Regions from separate parts of the Homo sapiens genome. Here region 1 is linked to region 2. A link is a loop called in an ENCODE intact Hi-C map of the cell type or tissue named here. Cell type or tissue: heart left ventricle. All regions are shown on one strand. Links, peaks and the distances in the headings refer to the core of each region. The heading gives the core; the rest is flanking DNA.

The links. A loop is a pair of places that touch in the nucleus more often than their neighbours do. Peaks named below come from ENCODE experiments on the same cell type or tissue, not always from the same donor. Only the 100,000 strongest peaks of a DNase experiment are listed, where the experiment ranks them.
Region 1: a loop joins it to region 2, with 2.4 times the contacts of the local background. A loop is called at or near these places in 12 of 110 quality-filtered maps.

Annotation. Positions count from the first base shown.
Region 1 is chr15:48,509,660-48,520,977 of GRCh38, reverse strand. It overlaps FBN1 (fibrillin 1), which reads left to right. Exons shown (of 66, transcript NM_000138.5): 10 at 161-319; 11 at 4,616-4,795; 12 at 5,451-5,591; 13 at 7,310-7,429; 14 at 10,809-10,934. Among named protein-coding and RNA genes, the nearest start is that of FBN1, 130 kb to the left of the region's middle. RefSeq lists a silencer at 152-446. In heart left ventricle, for the core only: no CTCF peak of the experiment used is centred there; no DNase peak of the experiment used is centred there; H3K27ac peaks cover 589 bases.
Region 2 is chr15:48,359,599-48,370,916 of GRCh38, reverse strand. No RefSeq gene overlaps it. Among named protein-coding and RNA genes, the nearest start is that of DUT-AS1, 33 kb to the right of the region's middle. In heart left ventricle, for the core only: no CTCF peak of the experiment used is centred there; no DNase peak of the experiment used is centred there; H3K27ac peaks cover 982 bases.

The DNA.
Region 1 (11,318 bases), core at 2,111-10,110, 150 kb before region 2:
GTTCCTGTGCAGCGCTCGCAGCTTCCCTTCCGGGGGGCAGAGGTGTGAGTTAATCCTGCCGTAGCCCCAGTGTGAAGTATGGAGCTGCTCGGGCAGGGGAGTGTTGTTACAAGTATTATCTCAGCGATGTGTGTGTGTGTATGTGTTTCTTTGTCCTCAGATGTTCGCCCAGGATACTGTTACACAGCTCTGACAAACGGGCGCTGCTCTAACCAGCTGCCACAGTCCATAACCAAAATGCAGTGCTGCTGTGATGCCGGCCGATGCTGGTCTCCAGGGGTCACTGTCGCCCCTGAGATGTGTCCCATCAGAGCAACCGGTAAGAGCCCTTCCAGTTATCTGCAGAATATCCCATCCCAGCCCTCACAAGCCCAGTGGCAATGTGCATGATGCAGATGTAATGGAAACTTGGGTAAATGAGTAGTCTCCAGGAAATATAAGAGATGACGTCCAGGGAAATTTCCCTAGAAAATGCACAGGAAAAAAAAAGGGGTCTGTACAAAGAGTACTGTTTTCAGGTACTGCTTTTTACTTAGCTGGCTTATTACTACTAAACAGAAACCTTTTGGGGAAGTACTTATTCTCATTTTAGTACTTAATGGCTCTCATGGAGTACTCAAAAGCTCAGTAGAGTAAAACTCAGCTTTCAGAATTTTTCAGGTAAGTTGTTCAGGAGACACATTTCCTTTTTCCTAACATTGGACTCTTTCCTTCCTGCTAAGTCCTGCTTGTTTTTTTTTTCCTTCACAGTATCTCTTTTATCTGTCCATTTTTTTGTTTCTATTAGAAGCGTATTTTCTCTAGTCTGGACTGTTCCAGTAGTCTCCTAACTAGTCTCTGAAATCCACCATTGCCATGTACCTTTCCCAAAGTATGAGTCAGTGAAGTTCAGTTTAAAAAATTGTGTCTAGGGGAGAAAAAGGAGACACCTTTTGACTAATTGAGCCTATTTCAAAACACCATGTTGTACACAATGAATGCATACAATTTTTATTCATTAGTTTAAAAATACATAACTAAACAAATACATAAATACAGCACACTTTCGTTAGTCGAGAAAGATGTCCAAAAATATTTCCCCAGGATGAACTCAGGCAATATTTAGTGGCCAATTCACTCCATTTCTTGCAAAGAACATTTGCTACTTAGCACAGTATTTAGAGTCCCAAATCTAATCCCAGTTCATCTTTTTAATTCTTGTTCTTTATAGTAGTTTAAATTATATGATTGAGTTTTCATTGCACCCAATCCGAGCATTTCTGAATTCAAGTTGGCTTTTTTTTCTAAAACTTCTTGCCAGTTCAGGCTCTTTCTCCCTACTCCTGCCATCCTTGCCTGTTATATATCCTCTTTTCTTGTTAAGGATCTGCTCAAACATGACCTAATCCATGAATATCCCGAGGTACCTGCAGCTGGAAGTGCTCCCTTCTTCCTTGTGCTCCTGTGGTTCTGGCTGGTACTATCACTATGGCATGAGTGCCATATGTGTGTTCACATCTTGCTCTTTTACTGGTTGATCAATCTCATTAGGAAATCTCATTCATTATTGTAGTCTCATATTTCTCATGCTTTTTACACTTCCATAGTATTTAGCAAAATCTTGCTTATAGGAGGCATTCAAATACAGAGAGCAACTTATTAGGCAACATCTTTCCCACCAATTGAGCATATTTCAAAACATCACGTTGTGCACAATGAATATATACAATTTTTACTTGTCAATTAAAATACTAATACATAAATAAACAAATACATAGATGAAGTTTACCTTCCTGAGTCCAGTAGGGGACCATTTAGTAGATCACTGTTTAGAAGCACATGACTTCCTACTAAGACATGGCTTAGGTACCAGGAGAATGGCTTTTAAAATGCATATGTTAACTTAGGAATCAGCAGCTTTGATGTGGATTCCTTCCTGTGTTGAGGCTTTGAATAGAGAAGAGGACTAGAGCAGGTTTAGGTGCCTGCAGGAAGACCTACTTTGGGACAGTTGGAGCAGAAGACCAGGTTCCTGTGTGTGGCTTTACAGGGAGCTGTCCTCCCAGGTATACCACTGAGAGATGCACAGCCCTCAGAGGCCTTGGGCAAAACAGATTTATAGAGCAAAATAACTTGCAGGTAGGTTTTTGTTTGTCCAAATGTTCCAGTACTGGTGCTACAGAGATCTGGGCTCTTACAGAGAGTGATGCAGGAAGGATTTTAGATTGGCCAGCTTTTCACTCTTTAAAAAATAAATCAGCATCATCTTGGGTTAAGTGGAGATAGGAAAGATGGACATCAGCTTAACAAAATTAGCCCCACGTTGCTGATCCTGAATGTAAAGGGGCAATGAGAAGATTACTAAATCTGTAAAAAATAGGAAGAAATATCAGATTCAGTCTGATACAGTTTCCTAGAGAGGTTAAGATGAATTTAATGGCATTCTTAAAGTAAAATACCCACCTAATTAGCAGAAATGCTGATAAGCTATTAAATTTCTTTTATATAAATTCAAAAAGTCTTAAAAAGAAAGGCCGAATTGGTACCTACAAATGCTTGGAAGCAAAGTGAGTTCCTTAATGTAACTGTCATTTAATAAAATTAACACATAGTTAATGAATTCCTGTTATGTGCAATTTGCAGGGCAAGGCTGAGAGTGGGAACTAGTCATGAGTTAGAGATGATCCCTGACTTCACAGACTACACAGTCTTAGTGGTGGGAATTTGGTGAGAGCAGGTTCCCAGGGAATGGTGGATATGGCACGTACAGATGATAAATCTATAGGAAGAATCACTGTTGGTTGACAAACAGGATTGAGACATCTTGAGTCAGGGAAGCATGAACAACATAGAATTCCTTTACAAATACATTCAAGTACGTCAGTATCTCTGTAATTTGAAATTCCAGTGAAATCGTAATTAAAATGCTGTAAGAGAATTATCTGAAAACATAAACTTGACCTGAGATGGAAATGTCAAATATGAATGAAGAAATTTTAGAAATGGACCAGAAAGTACCAACAGTACTTTCCTATTTAACCTCATGTAAATTGGCAGAATGTCCCGTGAGGTTGAAATATGAATGCATTTCAGTAAGACCTATTACTGTCTGAAAATAAGTTAAATTTTAGTCTGTAAGGAAAAGAAAAATATTAGTCTAATTTCTATTAATGGCTGAAACTAGCATAGAAGGTATCCATGAGAAAATCACTGTACAACTGTGAAAATAAAATTACCAAAATCCTAGCAAAAGAGGAAAAAAATGAAATTTAAAAGTCACATAGGTTACTTATAGAAGGGAACTATGAAAAAACATGGCTATTTGTAGGCAACATGAAAATAAATAAAATAAATACATCCTTGGAAACCTGGATACTGCTTAAAAACACCTTTTTGGAAGCCCAGAACAAATGTGTGGAAACCTAAAGATGATTTATTTGATAAAGACCTGACACTGTGAAAAATAGTAATCATCCTAAAAATGTAGAATCATAGGGAAGCAGATGATGAAGTCAGGATGTCCTCATTCAGAGGGTCACTATGCAGCATTCATACCCGACCCACACCCCTTGGTGTTTCTCCTCCCTTATGGGCCACTTCTCCATTGATATTGCTTTCTTTTACGAATCAGTATTCTTCAGGGTTCTGTCTTTGCACTCCCTTCTCTTCCCCTTCCACACCACTCTTACATGAGCTCATCCATCCCCATGGCTTTGAGTATCACCTCTCTGTACTGATGACTCTGAAACTCACGTCTAGCCTTGATTCGTCTAAGCTTCACACTGTCTTTTACAACTGCGAAGTGATAGCTCCACTTGGATGTCTGATATCTCAAAACTCCTATGTTCAAAATGGAACTTGGTTTCTACCCACCAAATCTGCTATCACCATGATTTTTCCCGTCCAGGCAAGGGCACCAACATTCACCCAATTGCTCAACCAGAAAACTAGGAGTCATTCTTGACTTCTTGTGTCCTGAGCTCTGACACTTACTACTTCACTGAGCACTATACATTTATCTCAAAAATCTACTTCACTGAACACTACACATTTATCTCTAAAATGTGCTTCAGATTTGTCCACTTCTGTCCGATTCAATCACTGACTCCCCCATCCGGACATCATCATCTCCCCCTTGGTCTTCTGCAACAGCCTTGCCTCCCCGCAGTAATGTTCTTCATATGTTGTAATTGTAAGCATGATCTTCTGAAAATGGTCATCTGATCATGTCCCACCCCCGTTGAAGACATCCAGTGGTTTTGCACTGCGCATAAAATAAAATTCAAATTTTTTAATGTATTCTGTAGAGCCCTGTGGAATCCACAGGTGGGACTGGATGGAGAAAGTAGTACTTTTATGTTTTCCATGAGGTGAATTTTGATACAGATAAAGACTCTGAGGTTTTGGGAGGAACATGGTTTTGGATTTGAATTATTGTTCCAGAGTGGTTGCTGCTGCAGGTATTAAAAATGGGAATCCAGTCAGTTGGTTCTTTTTCTTTTCTCCAGTTGACCTGTGAATTTTGAGGATCAATTTTATTCAAAAATATCTTTAAAAAAATAAGGATGACTTCTGTGGGCCTATGATCATAAGCTACAGCTCAGCTGTTGTGTTTTGTTTTGTTGTGTTTTTCTAGAGGATTTCAACAAGCTGTGCTCTGTTCCTATGGTAATTCCTGGGAGACCAGAATATCCTCCCCCACCCCTTGGCCCCATTCCTCCAGTTCTCCCTGTTCCTCCTGGCTTTCCTCCTGGACCTCAAATTCCGGTCCCTCGACCACCAGTGGAATATCTGTATCCATCTCGGGAGCCACCAAGTAAGAATTCAAAAATCATCTAGTTATTTTTCTTGCATTGTTCAAGTTAACATTTTTTTATTATTTATTTATGCTACTTTAGTCATTAAATAAGTTTGTAAATTGTTATATTAATTTTTGGTTTACATAATGTTATCTATATCTATATCATATGTATGTCTCAATTTTCCTATTGCATAGAGAAAAACGGGAGGCTTCCTATTCTCCAGAGATTAATGTCCTTTTGTTATTGGTGTTTTCAGGCAACTATGGGAGAGTTATGGGCGATAGTTAAATCTGATTCACAGAAAGGATTAATAGAGGAGGTATAATATTAGACTTTAGGTTACAGAGCTTGCAAGGCAGTTTTATAAGTAGTTCAATACCAATATCTCTCTGCCTTTGTTATTTCTGCAAACTAGAGGTTTGAGAGTGAGGTGGTGAAGAGGGCAGAGAAAAGCAGGCTGCAGCTGGGTTGTGAGCTCCCCAGTGCTCACAGTGCAATGTGATCTCTGTTGGCAGGGTGGAAATATGCTCTGTTGTCACCAGACGACCTTTGCCCAAAGAGTATCCTCTTTCCTTTCTGATTCAACATCTTGTTCATTATTGTCAGATTAAGTACTGATGAAAGATACCATAGTTAAAATAATTTTAATGGGGCTTAATGTTCTTCTAGGGGTGCTGCCAGTAAACGTTACTGATTACTGCCAGTTGGTCCGCTATCTCTGTCAAAATGGACGCTGCATTCCAACTCCTGGGAGTTACCGGTGTGAGTGCAACAAAGGGTTCCAGCTGGACCTCCGTGGGGAGTGTATTGGTACGTGATCCATCCTAGGTTGGCACCAAGGGTCTGTTGTAATTCTGTTCCTTGACTCTACTGGTTTTCTATTGCTGCTGTAACAACTTACCCCAAACTTGGTGGCTTAATACAATACAAATTTAAATTATCTTTCAGCTCTGTAGGTTAGTAGTCCAACAGAAGTCTTACTGGGCTAACATCCAGGTGTTGGGAGGGCTGTCTTCCTTTTGGTGGCTCTTGGGAGGAATCCATCTCTTTGCCTTTTTCAGCTACTAGCAGCTGCCTGTGTCCTTAGCTCATGACCCCTTCCTCCATTTTCAAAGCCAGCAGTGTTGCATCTTCAAATCTCTTTGTCTCTCTCTGGCTCTCTCTTGCAATTCCCTCTTCCACATTTAAGGATATTTGTGACTGCATTTGGCCACCTGTATAATCCAGGAGACTCTCCATCTCAAGATCACTGATTAGCTACCTTAATTCCATCTACAACTTTAATTCTCCTTTGCTAGCTAAACATATCCATAGGTTCTGGGAATTAAGACATGAGCATATTTGGGAGGTCATTATTCTGCCTATTAAAGTTACTTTTAACTTTCATTGTAAAAGATACTCAAATCATTTCTGGTAACTCCAATTTAAGACACCCTACCAAAAGCCCTACCATTAAAAGAAAGCGTTAAAAATATCCCCAAATTATGGAATTTTGCACATTATACTAGTCTAAATGTGTAGCTTACCAACTCTCTTAGACTAGTTATTTTAAATGGAAGAAAGAAAGTTTAAATTGCTGATGAGGCATTTAAGCTGGTGAAGGGAGGAAATGTAATGAAAGAATAATCAATTTTTGGATTGGATAAGAACACTCAGCTCCTATCAACTTGTTTTTAAAATAAGTTCACCTCTTAGTTCTGTTATGAATTCTACTTTTATAATTATAAATTTATGATTTGTCAGAAATGATGAGTTCTTACTTTCCCAAACTATTTAATTTCCTGATGATATGAACACCCCTTCTAGAGGTCATCCAGAGCTGAGTAGAAGTGGGAACATCTAACTCAGGGTTGCGGAATGTGAGGTCAAATCTGTATCTGGCACTAAGAAGCATGTGGACAAGTGGGTTATCTTTGCTAAATTTTAGCTTCCTCTTGTTTACAAGTAGGGTCATATAAACCAGTTTATCTCTAAATGTACTGATAATTCTAAGTGACTGTAAAACTAGTGTGAGCCTGTGTATTGAACACATCTGGGGATGGGGGAGACTCTGTGGTGATTGAGAACTGCCCTTTAAACAACAGTTGCTTCATGTTTTGTTCTAACATTTTAGTGGAACTCAGCAGGGAATGCTTGGATATGGTTAGACCTTCTTTTTATTGGAAAAAAACAGAGCTTCAAGAGATACTCGGAATCCTATCCAGAAGCCACTTCTGAAATGTTAGTCTGTTTGGTCCTCTTAGATCAGACTCAAGGAAGAAAAAATGTTTATTAGATCAGATTGTTGAGTTGCTACATGTTTGGAATTTTTCTCTGCAAAATGACACATGAAAATAATACACTTTAACTGCTCAACCAGTCTTCAAATGGCTAATGACATATTGTAGTGGAAAGAAAAAAGATCCTTTTATTATGTTATTTATTTCTCAAAAGGAAAATGTTTTATATGTATAAAAGGAACCCAGAAAGTCTTAGAATTATGAGGTATTGCTATGTAATTTTGCACTAAAATACATTGTGCTTTGCAGATGTTGATGAATGTGAGAAAAACCCCTGTGCTGGTGGTGAGTGTATTAACAACCAGGGTTCGTACACCTGTCAGTGCCGAGCTGGATATCAGAGCACACTCACGCGGACAGAATGCCGAGGTATGGTCCTGGCTCCTGACGTGGAATGTGGGACATATATGCTAACTGGGGGTTGGCTTCAAAGGAGTTCCATGGAGTTTAAATAACCCATGCCGGAAGAGACTAATACAGTCCCGTGGCTTTTTTGAACTTAGTTCCACCTATTGTCATTCTGAAAGACAGTGTCATAAAATCTGGCAAGCATTGAAGTTATTTTATAAGATGCGTCTATGCCTGAAGGAAAATCTTATTTTCAGTATTGTTGTCTCGTCACTATTATTGCCTCTTAAGTTTTCATCTGAGAAGTAGAGAGTGGAATTGTCCTTTATGACACAGCAACTGAGGAAAATTTCAGTTGAAATTATGTGCAATTAATTTCTTAATGGAAAGTTCTAAAAGATAGGGATGTCACTCTAAGCCCTTGCTGCTTTTTAGTGTGGTCAGCAACAGCATCTCCTAGAGCTGCTTGGAAAGGCAGAATCTCAGGTTCCACCACAGACATACTATTGCAGAATCTATATTTTAACAAGATCCCCCAGCAATCTGTATGTACATTGAAGTTTGAGAAGCACTGCTATAAATGTCCCCTCATAAAAAATTTCCCATCAGGTTTATTAACTAATTTATTAAGCCACCCAATATGCCTTTTATTAAATGACTCTTATGTACTGAGTTTCTAAAACAGAAATAAATAAGATACAATGATCACTGTCAGGGAGCCCAAACATCTATCTCCATCTCTATCTCTAAATTAAGCACAAAATGAACTGTATCATTAATTCAGTAAAGACAGAAAAAAAAAACAGGCAAATACTCTGTTAAAGTTAAATAAAAGGGCCCATCAATGATAGACTGGATAAAGAAAATGTAGTACATGTACACCATGGAATATTATGCAGCCATAAAAAAGAATGAGATCATGTCCGTTGCAGGGACATGGATGGAGCCGGAGGTCATTATAATTAGTAAACTAACATAGGAACAGAAAACCAAATACTGCATGTTCTCACTTTTAAGTGGGAGCTAAATGGTGACACATGGACACATAGAAGGGACCAACACACACCGGGGCCTATTGGAGGGTGGAGGGTTGGAGGAGGGAGAGGATCAGGAAAAATAACCAATGGGTAGTAGGCTTAATACCTGGGTAATGAAATAATCTGTACAACAAACCCCCATGACAGAAGTTTACCTATTTAACAAACCTGCACATGTATCCCTAAACTTAAAAGTTTTTTAAAAGTTAAGTAAAAGATAGCGAGGTTTATATCACTTTAGAAAATTGGTAGCCATTGACAAGAGTTAATCTTATTTGCCTCTTTTAGCAAAAGCTCTTCATGAGTTGAAGACATATAGAAGTTTTAATTTTTATCAGTGAACTGGCTTCAAAATTTATGAATTTTGTTCTCACGTAGAGATTTCTTGCCACCAGTGTATTTTAGTGCACTACATATAAATGACCATTTTAAGCAGAAAAAAACTGGAGCAAGGACTTTGAACTCACTAACATTTCTATTAATTAGTTATAAATATGGATAGGTTGAACACGTAACTGAGTTGAGAACCTTCTTAATATTATGACTATTGTTTAATATAATTAACATGTACAAATAGCATACTAGGCATTTTGCAATAACAGAAAATAAAATGAAATCAATGTCCAGAGACTGCACTGTTAAATAAGCAAAGAGAGGTGGTTATTGAGAGCACTCAGCTGGGGCAAGGACCAGCCAGTATAAACTCATGTATGTGGTTGTTATCAATCTGAGACTTAGTATTGGAGACTGAGGATGACCTGAATACTTAAAGCACTGCCTTCTTTAAGAGCTAGCACTAAGGTTATCCTGAAAATAAGAAGTTGAGAACGTGCTCACATTATTTTGCTGATGAAAGTTGCCACAGAATGGTCCAAAAGGCTGTGCACATAACTGGGAAGTAAGTGAGGGGCCGAGTAGAAGGGGATAGAAGGATGGGCAGAAACACAGTAGAGGAGAACTTTGAATGACAAGCTTTAAATTTGTCTTATAGGGCAATGGGGAACCCCATGACATTCTGAAATTGAGGAAGAGAGAAAAATATGAACTTTTTATCCTGTTTATTTTAACCTTGGGCCTCAAAAAATTATGGGATCCTTAAAAAAAAAAAGTCTGCTCAAGAATATGTGGTTTTTACCATTTTTTTTTGAGTGTGGAGCAAGTCTGATTTTTAGCAAGGATTAAGAAATAAACGAGAGAGAAAAAGATCGTAGGTTGTTGGCACAAAGATCAGACAGAAGAAAAGCCCAGACTGCCTCAGCTCGTCCAATGACTTGTGTGGAAACCACTGCAGGATCTGCCCAGAAAGAAAGTGCATCTGAGGGCCAACCACAAGACACCACACAGACACAGGGTAAACAGTCAGAGTAACTGACATGCCATGAACGCACGTGCTCATTGTTCAGGGGATATTTAGGGCACTTATACTCAGACAAATGTGACCTCAACTCTGCATAGATAGGAATGCTCGCATCCAACTCCACATAGTTTCTTGGTCCCTGTCTTCTGGGAATAAGCCCTGGAAGTGATTGTGTGCCTGTGTAGACAAAGAGGTTTGTGTTCATCCTCTTTGATGTTTATCCAGGTTTGTAGCTTCTAGAAACTGAGAGAAACAGATAATCCAGGGAACCATGCTATCCACTTTGGGTAGATTGTTAATATTTAAGGGAGAAATCAGATACAGGTTGTTTCAGTTATTGTTATTTTAACACTTCCGTGTCAAGCTCTGTTGTGTACCTTGGCATAATATTAACCACAATAGAAAAAAAGGAAAAATACCCTCATAGAATCAATATTTTATTTGGTTGGTAGAATACTCATAAAGTTGTTTTTTAAAAGACTAAGAATCTATCAGCAGTAACCCTGCACGTAAACCAGAATTGGTATAAGGAAGATGGACATTTTAGAGATGTGATTGACGGTTTTCAGGCAGAATTAAGGTGATTGTTTAAAAAAATAGCATATGTTGTATTGTTCTGAGATAGCTATAAAATATGTCTTTTAAAATTATATGTTTAAAGATGCCAGCCAAATTTCAGTATAAATAGTGATTTATACTGGTTAAATAGATGTGCTTGGAAAATGGTGAAGAAGAATCTATTTTGTTTACAGACTTCGGATTTAAGGAGTCTTATTAGAAATTAGAGTTACATCTAATGCCATTATACAGGTTTTTTATCATGTCTTTTCAACTCTGATAACCCTAAATATCACATTATTTGATAACCAATTTATGTTGGAGAATATTATTAAGTAATTAAAACCAAAAGCCAAGATCATGAGTTTGCAAATGGAGGGAGGGGGAAATAAAATAATTTTAACTCCCCTAAATAAAGCTATTTCTTCTTTTTAAACTTTGATTTTAGACATTGATGAGTGTTTACAGAATGGCCGGATCTGCAATAATGGACGCTGCATCAACACAGATGGCAGTTTTCATTGCGTGTGTAATGCGGGCTTTCATGTTACACGAGATGGGAAGAACTGTGAAGGTAATAATAGTATACTAATGTTAGTCCTCTCCTTCCATTGCAGTTTCAATATCAGGGGTCTTTAACAAGACCAAATAATGAGTGAAATGTCAAAGTATCAAATATGTTTTATATATTTTATCTCAAAAGGAAGCCTAATTTTCCATGATATTCATTTCTTAATTTACATTTGTGTGAATCAAATAACATTTTAATATGCTAGGAGAGCTTGCCATTTAAAGATCCCTGGTGTGATGAAACTTCTGTGGCACAATTTCATACTTTCTAATTTTTTACAATCAGAATTTGTACATTTTTTAAAAATAGGACACACCTAAGTCTGTGTATTATCTAGCCGTTTATAATCTTTTTGTTTAAAGTGTCTGCCTAGTAATAAAATGCTAC
Region 2 (11,318 bases), core at 1,726-9,725:
GCTGTCCTTTGCTTGACTCTTGTGTCATAGAAACAATAGCTAATACACAATATTATCTCAAAGTGGAGGAAAAGATCTTGAGAAGTTTAATCCTGGATATCCTTGGCCTAGGATTAAATATTTAGGTGGAGCATTGGCCTGCTTATGAGCTGTGCACGTTAATACTGCAACCACTCAGCCTAAGTCATCCCCCCTGGTAATTCTACCTCCCCACAGCAGCACCCCAAACTCACTGTCACATTAGGCAATTGTGGTGAGCTGGTAACCTGATAGCAGCACATTATGTAGTTATGTGGGAACTCTGGTTTCTGGAACAGACTGAGGTTCCCAAGCTCTGGTCTTATGCTATTTGGGCGTGTCTTTCACGAAGCACTCTATGTAGAAAACAGACAGAAACACTAACTAGCACTGTTTGGGGGGATATTTTCCAATAGAGGCATGGCATTGACCCATTTCTTTCAAAGAGTTCTCGTTAGAAAGGAGAAAAGTTGGTAATAACAATAAATAACTCCCTTCTCTGCCTGATATTTGTTCCCTAGCTTGTTTAAATACTGTCCTTTTGGGTAAGTTATATCGTTTATAAATTAAAGTGTAGAAAAATAATTCTCTGTCATCAATGGTAGAGGTACATTACGCTCTTGTTTCGTTTTTTTTTTCTTTTCTTTTTTTTTTTTTTTTTTGAGACAAAGTCTCATTCTATCACCCAGGCTGGAGTGCAGTGGTGCAATCTCAGCTCACTGCAACCTCCACCTCCTGGGTTCAAGCGATTCTCCTGCCTCAGCCTTCCAAGTAGCTGGAATTACAGGTGCATGCCTGGCTAATTTTTGTATTTTTTAGAAGAGACGGGGTTTCACCATATTGGCCAGGCTGGCCTCAAACTCCTGACCTCGTGATCCACCCGCCTTGGCCTCCCAAAGTGCTGGGATTACAGGCATGAGCCACTGTGCCAGGCCTACACTCTTGTTTCCTAAAGAAACCATTGAACTTGGTAGGAAAGCAAAGTGAAACATTTCAGATTTAAGCAGTGAAAATGGATAGGGGAAAGTAATAAAGGTTTATGTACCAGTTTTCATGCTTTTGATAAGAAGCAAATTCCCTGTGCACAGTCATCCACCCTTTACAAAAGCTGGCTTCGAGAAGATGGGAAGGAAAGGAGGAGAGGCAGAGTAGAGCATTTTCAATACTTCAGCTGAGGGATGGTGTCACTTTGGCCTTACAGCTGTATTCCCATATTGTCAGAATGAGAGCTCAGATGTTTTATGGCAATTTGACTCCACTAGTCAGATCTTCCTAAAGGTTACTCCTAAAACCACGTTAAGGAGAGGTGGAGAGCACAACCTGGTAGGAGTGGAGGGTTGTGGGAGAGGAGAAAAAGAGAGTGAAGAGATGAAAAGAGAGAGATTGCTGAGACAACTAGGTTAGGAGAGTAACTCAGAAAAGCTTGTGAGATTTTACTATGTTGCCTCTGAATATGTGTAGAATAATTTTAGGTATAAACTAGAACATGGGAGATTCACTCTGAAAAAAGAAAATTTCAGGGAATAGATTGTTTGTGTTTTAACAATTGGGCTTGGTCACCCAGATGAACAAGGGCCAGGTTCCTCGCCTCATGGGAGAGATCCCTCTTGACCCTATCCCTCAGGACCTCCCACATCAAGCCCACTTGTGCCTATGTGTGAGATGTATGCAGGTGACATGCCTGAATGCCAGGTTCCTATCTAACTCTGTAGCCAGGTAAGCTGGCTCAGTTGTGGCATGTGCCCCTTGGTCGCCCCCTCTTAAATGAGCTAGTGAAGAAACAAGTGGTGCTACATCTTAGGAGTTTCCAGAGGTGAGATTTTAAAGTTTGGAACGATGTCACTTTAGAATTATTTGCAAACAGCTTCCACATAAAAGAAAGTTTCCAAAAGAAGGAGAGTGATCACTCAGGTACCTAAATTTTTAATAGAGAAAATTCCAAAAACACTCTACATCATAGGATAAGTCTTTTTCTGACACATTAGTTGTTTTTGTGGGGGGCGGGGGGATTTTCTCATTTAGAATAAGCATCCCAATATTTGTTTTGTTTTCTTTTTGTTTGTTTGTTTGTTTTGAGATAGAGTCTCACTCTTATTGCCCAGACTGGAGTGCAATGGTGCAATCTCAGCTCACTACAACCTCTGCCTCCCAGGTTCAAGGGATTCTCCTGCCTCAGCCTCTTGAGTAGCTGGGATTACAGGCGCACACCACCACACTCGGCTAATTTTTTAATGTGTTTTTAGTGGAGATGGGGTTTCACCATGTTGTCCAGGCTGGTCTCAAAATCCTGACCTCAGGTGATCCACCCACCTCGGCCTCCCAAAGTGCTGGGATTACAGGTGTGAGCCACTATGCCTGGCCACATCCCAATATTTGTAATTTTGATCCAATCCAGTGCACTGCTGTGTTTGGAGCTGGGAATTCTGGTCAAACTATCTTCTAAGACATTCATGCTCCAGCTGGGAGGGGCATACCCAGAAAGTCACAGAAATTCCAAGCAATGCTATTCTCCCAGGCAATATCCAGTTGGACTAGGATGGACATTGATCAATGCTAACTCATCCATAAGCAGGCCAGTGAGAAAAGAGAAAAACTGAGCCGGGCCAATTGGATTACTTTCTTTAAAATTTTGGACTTGAGAAACTGAGAGACTAACTTCTTAGCTGTAAGAAGACAAATGGAAGGTCATGTAGACTGGGAAGCTGGGCTAGCCATCATGAGACATGTTCTATATGACAAGAGCACAGAGCAGATGTAGAGAAAGGGGGAGAAAGGGGGCAGAGAGGAAAGGGGAATACCCCTAAAATGAGTGGCTTTGGGCCCAGCATGGTGGCTCACACCTGTAATCCCAGCACTTTGGGAGTCCAAGGCGGATGGATCATGAGGTCAGGAGTTCAAGACCAGCCTGGCCAAGATGGTGAAACCCCGTCTCTACTAAAAATACAAAAATTAGCCAGGTGTGGTGGTGGGTGCCTGTAATCCCATCTACTCAGGAGGCTGAGGCAGAGAATTGTTTGAACCCAGGAGGTGGAGGCTGCAGTGAGCCGAGATTACACCAGTGCACTCCAGCCTGGGAGACAGAGTGAAACTCCATCTCAAAAAAAAAAAAAAAAAAAAAAGAGTGGCTTTGGTTCCTGGCAAGATTCCAAGTCCCATGAGTTCCCATGCTATTTCATTTCTTGTTTTCAAATTCCTGTGACTCTTCTTTGTTTTGTAACCATCACTCCCCGCCCCTCAACCACAACCATCACTCCCAACTCTCCCTCCAAACTACCCTCACCTCTACTGAGTGGGCTCTCCTGGTTCTCTATTCCTTCCAACTGTGAAGATGGATGCCTGAATAAAACACTCCCAAACGCTATCTGGGATTACTCTTCAAGCCAACAAACTAAGAGAACACAATGTGACAAAAAATGAGAAAGAAAATAAAGTAAAAAAGATGGAAATCATCACAAAGCAGATGTGAGAGATATGACCAACATTTAACTAAAATTTATGAAATGTATACTTTTAAATTTAAATTTTAAACTACAAACATATTACCTAAATAAGGAAAAATGAACGATGATATAATGGGTGGAACAATAAAAGACTGGCCAAAAAATTTAAAAAGTACCAACAGTAAAAGGAAAAAAAGTAAAAATCTACAGAGCAGAATGGTGACTTCCTTTCTGGGAGGAAAAATACTGGAAGGGGATGCCTGCTGGGTGCTAGTGCCTTACACACATGATGTTGTTGAATTCTTACACCCAGCCCTTTGAGGCGAGTGGTGACACTTCCATTTAACAACAGCACAGTCAATAGTTCAAATAGATAAGACCTGCTGAGGTCAGACAGCAAAAAAAAGCAGAATCCCATGTCTGGCTGCCTCCAGGGTTGATGCTCTAAATGAAAAATGTGCTTGTCCGACTGTTCTCAGGAAAGGTGCACCAGTGTGGAGATGAAGTTTCCTGAGAGGAACCAATCTTTCACAGGTTTTCCCACCTGGAAGTCTCAGCAACAGAGTTAAAGATTCTATTCTATTGACTATTTGCAGTTGTTGGGACTTTCCATACAGCTGGATCTTTTACAAAACAAATCCTGGCCCACGACATGATTACCAAGGAGACAGCTGTGGGGTGGATCTTGAGTGTAGGCTCATCTGAGGCCAGTGTCGAGCAGACAAGGTCAGACAAAAAGGGTGCATCTTTTAAAGAGCCTTGCTCATTAGCCATTGCTAATGAGAACAACAAAGCCATGGTGTGGTGGGTAGCTTATCATGCCTAGATGTGGGGCATTTCCCAATGGTGGTGTCCTTGCCTTCTTGGTGTTTGGGAGAAGCAAACTTATCTAGAACAATTAGGAAAACAATTCAGTTACAGAGTTTGAAATAACTGGTCTAAGGGACTTTGGAACTCAAAGCAATTTTTTAACCTGTCTTTAAAACTTATGACGCCTGGGCAACTGACCCTATCTCTAGGGTATTGCTTTTTCATTATCTGGGTGTGGTGGCATATGCTTGTAGTCTCAGCTACCCAGGAGACTGAGGTGGGAGGATCACTTGAGCACAGGAGGTAGAGGCTTCGATGAGCTATGATTGTACTATTGCACTTTATCCTGGGTAACAAATTGAGACTCTTGAGTCAAAAAAAAAGGGGGGGAGGGGAAGATAACATTCTGAGAGATATTCCTATTGCACAAGTGAGTAAATTCAAGAGCAGAAAAGTGACAGTGGGTTATGCCAGGTTATATCCTGCAAGCTCAACTGAGGCAAAAATCAGGACCTGGAAATCCTGGCTCCAGGGTGAAGGTTTTACCTTTTGATGCAATTGTTTTGCAGCACCCAAGAGGTCTCAGATTATATCTTCCATATTCATTCATTCATAAAATATATACTGAATGGCTGAGATATGACAGACACTTTGCTAAGTGCTAGAAAAGTCAAGGAAGAATAGGACACAATCGTAGCCATTGAGGGCAATATTTTGTGCAGCAGTCCTCCATTGTGGAACTGCAAAATACTACACCTAAATTCTCCACTGTGGGATTGGGAAAATATAGTTGTTTTTAAAGAAGTATTTTTTATTATAATAATAATTATATTTTTATTTTTATAAAATAAAAATCAAATTTTATATTATAAAATTATATTATAAAATTATAAAAATATAACTATAAAATAAAAATTTTATATTTATATTTATATTTATATTTTTTATTATTATTATAATTATTATTATTTTTGCTATATGAACATACAAGAAGAGACTTACTCTGATCTAGAGAAGTCAAAGAATGCTTCATAGAAAAGATGAAGAATCAGTAGGTGTTTCATAGGAAGAAGACAAGTAGATTCCATGTAATGGAAAGTCTATGCATAGCCTTGAAAACAAGAAAGAGTAGGAATATTTGAAAAATAGCAAACAAAACAAAATCCTTTGTCTGGGTTGTTTTATTAAGGTTAGAAAAGCTACCAAGAGTTAAATCGTGAAAGATCTTGCATGCTTATGGGTTAGAACTCATGCTGTAGGATTGAAGTTCTAAGAACAGATTTTAGCCACAGTAGTCACATGATGGTATTCTGGCTTTACAAAGTAGTTATGATTCAAATTAAACATTGAAAATTAAAGACAAACATTTATATATACTCTCTGGAGAAACCTATTGAAAATGACAGTAAGGGGATTTAAAAAGGTGTAAACTCCCAAGGACAAAGAGAGCTGTAGAGGAGACATCAGACAAAAGTTGACAATTGTATTTTGGAAGATGGAAAGCCAAAAAGAGAGGAGTTGTTGACTGAGTAAAGTGGGGAAAACAACCAAAACCTAAAAGCCTAATAAAACCTAAGAGGAAGCCAAGAAGAAGAAAGATAAGTTGCTCTAAAGAACTTAGGAAAGGTCAGGATTGATAGTTCTTGGTGTTGATGAAGATGACAGGAATGGGTGGAGCCAAAGGCAAAGACTTTGTTGAATGTCTATAAAAGTAAGTTATAGAGTCTTCACCATGCCTCCAGTCAGATGAGCGTCTCTCCTCTTCCCTGGTAGAAGGCAGGATGTTTGCTCTCTGGAGAGGCTGAACCAGCAGGGTTCTGGACTCAGTGATACTGGGGAGTAGGGTAAGAGGCTGGACAGAAACAGAAGGATTAAGTGAAAGTCCACATACTGAAGGGGGACACGTGGAAACCTTCATGCAGCTCCATGAACACAGACATCAAAGCCTATGCTCCCTACAGAGGAGACTGGCAAGTTCTTCTTTGGAGAAAGTGACCAACCCTAAGGAAAACACCTACTAATACTGACATGGCAGTCACCCAACGAAGTGCCTGGCTCCTGCCTATCATTCTACAGTGCAGTCCACCAGTCTGCAAGTCCTACCAAAGCACACAGGGCTTCCAATCAACATTTTATTCCCTGACGCCTAAATGTAGGCAGCCAAAGATCTCCAGATACATTAGGAAACTCTCCAATATGAGAGACAGGTTTTAAAAACAAGAGCAATGACAAATAAATAGAAAACAAAAACATGAAGAAAAGAGGCAATGCAAGAGAAGACTTCAGAAACCCTCCTTTAAGAGTTCCTGCACCTAGATAATAAGATGCTATAAAAATCTCTTAAAAATTAAAATGTTAAAGTAGAAATGTTTTTAAAAATCCACAAAGAATTGGCAGGTAAAATTAAGAATATCTTTTAGAAGGCAGTACAAAAGAAACAAACAAAAAAACCACAATGAGTAAAGATAAGAAAGTAAAATACCCATATCAAGGTATGTCATTGTGAAATTTCAAAATACTAGGAATAAAAAATAAAACTCTTTAAAACTCCAAAGAAACAAATAGTTTCCACATAAAGTTGATTCAAAATGTACTGGACTTCTTAACAGTAACAGTAGAAGCTAAAAAGCAATGTAGAAATGACTTAAAGATCCCAAGGAAAACAATTACTTTCTACCAAGGCTTTACTCCCTGGCCAATCTCTCATTTCACTGTGAAATTAGAATCAAGGTATTGTCAGGTATGTAAAGTGTGGTATACAGTATTTATGCTCCCCAATATCTGGTTCCCCTTTCCTTCCTGGGTGCAAAGAGGACTACACTTCCCAGGCTTCTCCAAGTTAGGCAGGGCCACACGTTCTGATCATGGCTGTGAACAGAAGTGACATAGACTTTCTGGCCAAATAGTTAGACAGGAGTATGAACTCCACGCTTTCTGAAGACGTCTGATGTTGAAATGGTGGAGCCACGAGATTGAAGCAGTTTGCATTACTGGATCACCACATGAAAGATAGTTGCCCTGGAGAGTTACCCAACTTCCAGCCAACTTGGTGTGACCCAGAAAAAGACTTGACATGTTAACCCATTAAGAAGTGAAGCTACATTTTCTTAATCTAGTCTATCATTGTTGGACATTTAGGTTCGTTCCAAGTCTTTGCTATTGTGAATAGTGCCACAATAAACATATGTATGCATGTGTCTTTATAGCAGCATGATTTATAATCCTTTGAGTATATACCCAGTAATGGGATGGCTGGGTCATTAGGAGATATACCTAATGTTAATGACTAGTTAATGGGTGCAGCACACCAACATGGCACATGTATACATATGTAACAAACCTGCACGTTGTGCACATGTACCCTAAAACTTAAAGTATAATAAAAAAAAAAGAAATGAAGCTTATTTTTTTCTGCAGCATAGTCTAGCCTAACCTAATGTATAACCTATCAAAGATATTTCTAACTGTACCATTTCTCAAGAAGTTAATGGCTACCCTATGACCCAGCAATTCCACCTCTAGGTGATATTCCCCAAAAGAAATGAGTGCATGCGTGCAACAAAAGACAGGGACCAGACTGGTTGTAGCAGCTTTATTTATTATATCCAAATACTTTACATTCATACCACATAAAATAGCAAAAACAAACAACAAAATAAACAACTGGTACATGCAACAACATGGATGACTCTCCCAAGCATGATGCAAGAATACCAAACACAAAACAGTACATACTGTATGATGATTTTATATAAAGTTCAAGAACAGGCAAAACTCATTGATGGTGGTAGAAGCCAGAGTAGCGATGACCGTGTTGAAGGTACGGGGTAGGATAGAGGTTACTGATGGGGAAGAGGCATGAGGGAGCCTTGAAGAGTTTGGGAACTATTCAATATCTTGATCTGGATGTCAGTTACGTGAATGTCTGTGTATACAAAAATGCATTGGGCTGAGCACTTAAGTTAGTGCATTTAAGTTTAGCAAACAGTTTGGTACACTTCAATTTAAAAAAATGTTTAGGCCAGGTGCGGTGGCTCACCCCTGTAATCCCAGCACCTTGGGAGGCCAAGGCGGACAGATCACCTGAGGTCAGGAATTCGAGACCAGTGTGGCCACCATGGTGAAACCACGTCTCTACTAAAAATACAAAAATTAGCCAGGCATGGTGGAGGGTGCCTGTAATCCCAGCTACTTGGGAGGCTGAGGCAGGAGAATCACTTGAACCCAGGAGGCAGAAGTTGTAGTGAGCCCAGATTGCACCACGGCACTCCAGCCTGGGTGACAAGAGCAAAACTCCATCTCAAAAAAAAAAAAATAAATAAAATAAAATTTTCAAATGTTTAAAAAGCAGCTGCTGGAGATTGTGCTTTACCAAAGTGAGGAACAAACCCAAACTGGAAAAGCATGGGATACAGGCAATAGGAAATTGCGTGGAGGACACAGATGAAAGGGATTCCTATGAAGACTGAGCTCCAGGATGGCAGTTGCAGAGTAGTCAGGAGTGACAGGAGCTAGAGACAAAGGAATTAAAGTGGGGAAGCATCTAGAAGAAAAAAAATGAAAAGAAAAAGAAACTGATAGATTATCTTAGAGTCCAACTCTATTCAAGGGAGTATCACAATTCTACCAAAGAATTTAGGGAGAAATTCCTAATAAGCATAAAAAACTAAGCAACAACAAAAAATAAGCTATTACTAATGAAAAAAAGAAACCCACAAAAGGTTACATAAACATGTTACCATAGTACACTATATGACTCAGCTTTAAATTTAGCCAGAATATTGTTAGACGATTATGTTGGGAGGATGAGAGGAAGGACAAAGTGGGGGCATGGGAGGAATGCAGCCAGAGGGGTATGGTAAGAAAGCTAAATTCTCATCAGCCCCAGAAGAAAACCAGTAGAAAGTGACTACACTTGAAACGAAATGAAATAACTGCACTTGCATATTATTTAGGAACATGAAAGTAAATCACAAACAGTTGAAAGTGTTTAGACTCAGAGTGGAGAGGGGTAGAGAGAGGACTGATATTTTTATTGTTGTATTGACTTCTACATTACATACATAAAGTATTTCAGCACTATGCTGAAGCAATTTTTAAAATTTCAGAAGACCAGGTGCGGTGGCTCACGCCTGTAATCCCAGCACTTTGGGAGGCCAAGGCAGGCAGATCACAAGGTCAGGAGATCGAGACCATCCTGGCTAATACAGTGAAACTCCGTCTCTACTAAAAGTACAAAAAAATTTGCCAGGCATGGTGGCAGGCGCCTGTAGTCCCAGCTACTCAGGAGGCTGAGGCAGGAGAATCGCTTGAACCCGGGAGGCTGAGCTTGCAGTGAGCAGAGATCACACCACTGCACTCTAGCCTGGGCAAAAGAGTGAGACTGTCTCAAAAAAAAAAAAAATTTTTCAGAAAACTCTAAGAAATAAAAAATAAAGTGACTCATTTGAAAACACATTTTGATTCCAATTGGTTTTTTGCTGTTGTTGTTTTTGTTTTGCTTTTTTTTTTCTTTTTTTTTTTTTTAAGATGGAATCTCTCCCTGTCCCATAGGCTGGAGTACAGTGGTGTGATCTCAGCCCACTGCAACCTCCCGCCTCCTGGGCTCAAATGATTCTCCTGAGTCAGCCTCCCAAGTAGGTGGGACTACAGGCACATGCTCCAGTTGATTTTTTTAAAAACACATACATAGCACATAGTAAGTTGCATAGAGAGGAATTTGTGGCAGGTTATAAAATCACACTGTAATCCTCTTAGAGATCCAAAAAGCTGGGACATTAAACTCGGTCAGCCACCAGTGCTTACTTCAAAGGAAACAGAGTCATGAGATACAAGTGTAAGTTCTATCAGCTTTCAGCTCCATCACAGCTAATGGCATGATAATATTGTACCAGTTTAGAACTTTTAGGTGTAATCACTTTTTGTTATTATTTCAAATCACAACTGCACAACTTAAATGTGCTTTTAAAAAATTAGGTTCTATTAAAGAAAAAATGATTCCTTTATTTAAACAAGGCAATCTGTACCTACAAGGGGCTACACCTACAACTTCTAGAGGCCTATGAAAACCACCAGTGGAAACCACATGTGGAAAAAAATAGGTGCTGGGCTAGTTAAAATGCTAATACAATTTCAAGTATTACTGTATTTTTTTTCTAAAAAGGAAGACAACACAATAGTGTTTTGAAAACTATAGTATAGGAAAGTATATGTGTTATATGTGTGTGGTATAAATGAAATAAATCTTGATAATACAATTTAAGTCTCCTTGGATTTGGCTCTGAAAAAGAAATACTTAATGACAATGAATAATTAAAGGAAGTTTGAATGACAGGTCTAAGAAAAAATATTTTTTTTTGAGACAGGATCTCATTCTGTCACCCAAGTTGGAGTGCAATGGTGTGATCTCGGTGCACTGCAGCCTCGAACTCCTAGGCTCAATTGATCCTCCCACCTCAACCTCCTGAATGGCTGGGACTATAGGCTACAGGCATGCACCATCATGCCCAGCTAATTTTTGGTAGAGATGGGTTTTCACCATGTTGCTCAGGCTGAAAATCTTAAATTAAGCTTATAGTTCTGTGTTTCAGACATTTTGAGAAAAAATATTCCATACTAGAATGATGAATGTATCTTTTTAGTCCTCAGCTTTTTCTTTGTTACTGCCTATACATCACAGGCTCTTTATTAGAACTATATTTCTAGCCAATGATAAAAAACAAAAAACTACTAGTTGGTGGTACTTTTATCAAATTCCATTTGCTGCAGATATTTAGATTTTTGTTAGCCAAGACTTTCAGAACTACTGCTATGTGATTATAAGAATTTATTCATGACACCTTCAAATCAACACAATCTATTTTCTTCAGATTCTAATTAGTTATCAATATTTCAAAATTAATATTTAGCAGTTGTCAATCTTTAAATGCAAGAGATGTTTACCATGATTTTATTCTCATAATGTCCACATTATTGAAAAATAAACCAAAAGATAAGAGAAAAATGCTAGCAAATGGCTAGCTACCTTAAAAAAAGGAGGTGCATTTGATT